Linked DNA regions of Homo sapiens: region 1 is linked to region 2. A link is an interaction called in ENCODE POLR2A ChIA-PET data of the cell type or tissue named here. Cell type or tissue: GM12878. All regions are shown on one strand. Links, peaks and the distances in the headings refer to the core of each region. The heading gives the core; the rest is flanking DNA. Region 1 has its middle 35 kb from the start of FXYD5. Region 2 overlaps UPK1A (uroplakin 1A).

Region 1 (2,913 bases), core at 317-2,816, 490 kb after region 2:
TCAGTAATAACTCTATACACATAAATATCAAAATTTAGATGAAATGGACCAATTTCTCAAAAACTACCAGCTACTACATTCACCACTGTTGAAATAGATAATATGAATAGTCTAGTAACTATTAAATAAATTGCATGTATAGTTAATGCCATTTTAAAAAATCTCCTGGCCCAGGTGGTTTCAATGGTTTTAAATAAGTAATTTAAAGAAGAAATAGCACTAATTCTTCATAATTTCTTCCAGAAAATACAAAAGGAGAAATACTCTCCAACTCATGTTATGAAGCCAGCATTACCCTGATGACAAACCAGATAGACAGTACAAAAAATAATAATAAACACAACTAAAATACTCCTCATGAATATAGATGCAAAAATACTCAATAAAATGTTAGCAAATTGAACTCGGCAATATGTAAAATGAGTAGTAAACTATGACCGGCCGGGCGCGGTGGCTCACACCTGTAATCCCAGCACTTTGGGAGTCTGAGGTGGGCGGATCACCTGAGATCAGGAGTTCAAGACCAGACTGACCAACATGGAGAAAACTCATCTCTACTAAAAATACAAAATTAGCCAGGCATGGTGGTGCACAGCCTGTAATCCCAGCTACTTAGGAGGATGAGGCAGGAGAATCACTTGAACCCAGGAGGCAGAGGTTGGGGTGAGCCGAGATCCTGCCATTGCACTCCAGCCTGGGCAACAAGAGTGAAACTCTGTCTCAAAATAATAATAATAATAAATGAATAAATACAATAAACTATGACCAAATGGGATTTATACTAAGAATGCAACAATGGTCCAATTTTTTAAAATCAATCACTATTACCATATTAACCATCTAAAGAAGAAAAATCATGATTATATCAATAGGTGCAGACAAAGTATTGACAAAATAAAACACTCATACATGTTTTGTTTTGTTTTGCAAAAAATAATCCTAGCAAACTAGGAATAGAAGAGAACTTCATCAACCTGATAAAGAGCATCAAAAAGCCTACAGCTAATATCATACCAAACAGTGAAAAATGAATGCTTTCTTTCTTAAGATTGGGAACAAGACAAGCATGTTCACCATTTCTATTCAACATCATATTGAAAGTCTTAGCCAGTGTAATAAGTCAAGAAATGGAAGTAAGAGGCATATAGATTGGGAAGGAAAAAATAAAACTGTTCCCATCCCCAGTTGAAATGATTGTTTATGTAGAAAATCTCAATAAATATAAAATCAATCAATAAATAAAACAAAAAACCCCTGGCACTAATAAAGAAATTTTGTAGGAAACACAAGCTAATATGGCAGATGTAAATCCAATTGTATAAATAATAACATTAAATGTTGATGAAATGAACAATTCAATTAAAAGTCAAATATTTCAGACTAGATTTTTTTTAAAAACCAAGATACAGCCAAAAGCTATCTATAGGAAAAACATGTAAGATTCAAAAATGTAAAGTAAAATGATGAAAGACAATATATCAATATATCATGCAGTGACTACAAGAAAGCTGGAGTGGCAATACTAACGTCAGAAAAAATAAGCTTTGTAACAAAAAAGTTATTACAGATAAAGAGAAGCATTGTATAATGATAAGGCGGTCAGTCCATCAGAATATATAACAATATAAACACATATACATCTAATAATAAAGCACCAAAATACATAAAGCAAAAACTAATAAAAATGAATAGAGAAATGAACAAATCCACAATAATAGTTGGAGACTTCAGTACCTCACTTCCAATAATGGATAGAACAACTAGGCATAAAATCAACAAGAAAATGGAAGATCTGAACAGTATTAATCAACCAGATATAACAGACAACTATAGCACACTTCTCCCAACAAAAGCAGAATACACAATCTTCTCGACTGCACGGAGAATATTCTGTAGGATAGAACCTGCACTAGGCAACAAAACAAATCTGTATAAAATTTTGATTTTAAAATTAAAATCAAAATCATGCGGCTGGGCACAGTGGCTCATGCCTGTAATCATAGAACTTTGGGAGGTTCAGGTGAGAGGATCACCTGAGGTCAGGAGTTCGAGACCAGCCTGGCCAACATGGCGAAACCCTGTCTCTACTAAAAATACAAAAATTAGCCAGGCATGGTGGCGATCTGCAATCTCCACCTCCTGGGTTCAAGCGATTCTCCTGCCTCAGCCTCCCAAATAGCTGGGACTACAGGCGCCCGCCACCACTCTTGGCTAATTTTTTTGTATTTTTAGTAGAGACAGGGTTTCACTATGTTGGCCAGGCTGGTCTTGAGGCCAGGCTGGTCTTGAACTCCTGACCTAGTGATCCACCCTCCTCAGCCTCCCAAAGTGCTGGGATTACAGGCATGAGCCATCGTGCTGGCCGTAAATTCTTTTTTTTTTTTTTTTTTTTTGAGATGAAGTCTTGCTCTGTCGCCCAGGATGGAGTGCAGTGGTGTGATTTTGGCTCACTGCAACCTCAGCCTCCCGGATTCAAGCGATTATCCTGCTCAGCCTCCAAAGTAGCTGGGATTACAGGTACCCACCACCATGCCTGGCTAATTTTTGTATTTTTAGCAGAAATGGGGTTTCACCATGTTGGCCAGGCTGGTCTCGAACTCCTGACCTCAAGTGATCCACCTGCCTTGGCCTTTCAAAGTGTTGGGACTGGCGTGAGCCACTGCGCCCAGTTGAAATAAATTATTAGAAGACATATACTACTGAAACTGATTCAAGAGAAATCAGACAATTTGAATAGTCCTCTAATAAGTAAAGAGATTGAATTAATGACCAAAGACACACACACACATACACACACACACACACACACACACACACACACACACCAAGAACCAGATAGCTTCACTGGCAGATTTTTCTAAAAATTTAAAGAAGAGCTAATACCAATTCTTCTCAAACTCTTGCAAAAATTAA
Region 2 (2,913 bases), core at 220-2,719:
GAGATTACAGGCATGAGCCATCGCGCCCGGCCCTATTATTGCTCTTATTCTCGGACAACCTGAGTAAAGTTGTAGGTGCCAGGTCTGGTTCAGACAGACCCTGGGTGCATCCTGCTGACTTGAGAGAGAGTTGGGGGAGCACTAGAAAATCAGAGAGGGGACCCAGCGTGGTGGCTCACGCCTGTAATCTGAGCACTTTGGGAGGCTGAGGTGGGTGGATCACTTGAGCTCAGGAGTTCGAGACCAGCCTGGACAACATGGTCAAACCCCGTCTCTGCTAAAAATACAAAAACTAGCCAAGAGGGTGGTGCGCACCTGTAATCCCAGCTGCTCTGGAAGCTGAGGTGGGAGAATCCCTTGAACCCGGGAGGCAGACGCTGCAGTGAGCTGAGATTGTGCCACTGTACTCCAGCCTGGGTGACAGAGCAGGACTCGGTCTTGAAAAAAAAAAAAGAAAGAAAGAAAGAAAGAAAGAAAAAGAAAACAAGAAAATCAGAGAGGGGAAGAGGAGAGGGAAAAAGCTAGACGGACAGACACAGGGAGGGAGAAAGAGAGAATCAGAGAGGGAGCAGAGACCAGAGGAAGACAGACAGATGGATAGACAGATGGAGCAGGGCAGACGGCCACACCTTGGTGAACAGGTAGTCCATGTGCCCCAGGCGGCAGCCCTCCTCGTTGAGGGGGATGAAGTTTCCCGTCCGGCGACAGCACAGTGGGGGCCAGGGGAACACCACCTCCGGAGTGGCCGCCCGGAAGGCTGACGTGAAGTTCACCCAGTCCATGGGACCAGATGTGCCACAGCATTCTTGCTAGAGTGAAAAGCAGGGGGTCAGGCAGGCTCGGGCTCAGAGAGGACAGTTGCTTGCCTGAGGTCACACAGCAAGGAGGGGCAGGATTGGCCTTTGACACAGCTGGGCCCAACTTCCCCATGTCCTGGGCCTCCAAGCGAGTGTGTCCGGTGGGTGTCTGTGTGTGTGAGCACGGTGCAGACAATATTTGTCCCAGGACCAGGAGGCTGATGGGGGATTTGGATTAAACCTGCACCTCTGACTTATTTTAAAATATTTTTGCCGGGCACGGTGTCTCACGCCTGTAATCCCAGCTCTCTGGGAGGCCGAGGTGGATGGATCACCTGAGGTCAGGAGTTCGAGACCAGCCTGACCAACATGATGAAACCCCGTCTCTACTAAAAATACAAAATTTGCCGGGTGTGGTGGTGGGCGCCTGTAATCCCAGCTACTTGAGAGGCTGGGGCAGGAGAATTGCTTGAATCCGGGAGGTGGCGACTGCAGTGAGCCAAGATCGTGCCACTGCACTCCAGCCTGGGAATCAAGAATGAAACTCCATCTCAAAAAATAAAATAAAATAAAATATTTTTATCAACAACTATGCTGATAAAATAACACAAAAAGGGCAGATTTCTGGCTTTTCCTGGCCTTGGTAAGGAATCCAGGTGTTTAATTTGTGGCTCCTGAATGAGGAAAACATAGGCTTGGGCACCCTTCAAACATGGGTTCAAATCCTGGCTAGCTAGAGGACTTGGGCCACATTGACGCCTCAGTTTTCCTTGAGTCCTCAATTTCTTCTTCTTTTTTTTTTTTTTTTTTGAGACGGAGTCTCCCTCTGTTGTCCAGGCTGGAGTACAGTGGCGCCATCTTGGCTCACTGCAACCTCCCCCTCCTGGGTTCAAGTGATTCTCCTGCCTCAGCCTCCCAAGTAGCTGGAATCACAGGCGCACACTACTACACCTGACTAATTTTTGTATTTTTTGTAGAGACAGGGTTTCACCATGTTGGCCAGGATGGTCTTGAACCCCTGAACTCAAGTGATCTGCCCGCCTTTGCCTCCCAAAGTGTTGGGATTATAGGTTTGAGCCACTGCACCCAGCCAATTTCTTCCTTTTCCAGTGCAATATCATGTTGGATTTGAGGAAGACTGTATCTCTTCAAACCTGGAAGTCTGAGTTTGAATCCTTCCAGTTCTGTGACCTACCAGGTGTGTGACCTCATGCAAGATATTCAACCTCTTGCTTTGGTCTCCTCATCACTAAAAGGCCGATCTCCCTTATGGAGTGGTCGTGAGGATTAAAAAAGCTTTAAAAGTGCTTTGAAAGGCTGGGCACGGTGGCTCAAGCCTGTAATCCCAGCACTTTGGGAGGCCGAGGCAGGTGGATCACAAGGTCAGGAGATCAAGACCATCCTGGCTAACACCCATCTCTACTAAAAATACAAAAAATCAGCTGGGCGCGGTGGCAGGCGCCTGTAGTCCCAGCTATTCGGGAGGCTGAGGCAGGAGAATAGCGTGAACCCGGGAGGCGGAGCTTGCAGTGAGCCGAGATCGCGCCACTGCATTCCAGCCTGGGCGACAGAGCAAGACTCTGTCTCAAAAAAAAAAAAAAAAAAAAAAAGATAAAAAGAAAAAAAAAAATGTGCTTTGAGGCCAGGCACTCGTGGCTCATGCCTGTGATCTCGGCACTTTGAGAGGCGGAGGTGGGAGAATCGCTCCAATCCTGAGCCCAGGAGTTCCAGACCAGCCTGGGCAATAGAGCAAGACCCCCATCTCCACAAAAGATAATTTAAAAAACTTAGCCGGGTGTGGTGGGGCGCACCTGTATTCCCAGCTACTCGGGAAGCTGAGGCGGGAGGATCACTTGAGCCCAGGAGTTGGAGGTTGCAGTGAGCTATGATCACTCCAGCCTGGGCAACAGAGCAAGACCCCATCTCAAAATATAAAAATAAAAGTCCTTTGAACAGTGTGAAACCTAGCTCAGTGAATGGTGCTGTTACTATCATTGTTATTATCAACATTTCTGTTGAGGTAGTATGTGTAGGCTAAGAGCAGGGAGGTCAGGAGCTAGGCTGCCGGGTTCCAATCCCAGCTCCCACCACTTACCGACTGTGTGGCCTCGGGCAA

Evidence for each region. ChIA-PET counts read pairs that join two places held together with the same protein. Peaks named below come from ENCODE experiments on the same cell type or tissue, not always from the same donor. Only the 100,000 strongest peaks of a DNase experiment are listed, where the experiment ranks them.
Region 1: POLR2A ChIA-PET joins it to region 2 with 11 read pairs; 2 of 35 experiments call an interaction of 5 or more read pairs at or near these places.

The regions. Positions count from the first base shown.
Region 1 is chr19:35,187,784-35,190,696 of GRCh38, reverse strand. No RefSeq gene overlaps it. Among named protein-coding and RNA genes, the nearest start is that of FXYD5, 35 kb to the right of the region's middle. In GM12878, for the core only: no CTCF peak of the experiment used is centred there; no DNase peak of the experiment used is centred there.
Region 2 is chr19:35,673,736-35,676,648 of GRCh38, reverse strand. UPK1A (uroplakin 1A) reads right to left here. Exons shown (of 8, transcript NM_007000.4): 6 at 630-809. Among named protein-coding and RNA genes, the nearest start is that of UPK1A-AS1, 1.9 kb to the right of the region's middle. In GM12878, for the core only: no CTCF peak of the experiment used is centred there; no DNase peak of the experiment used is centred there; H3K4me3 peaks cover 7 bases.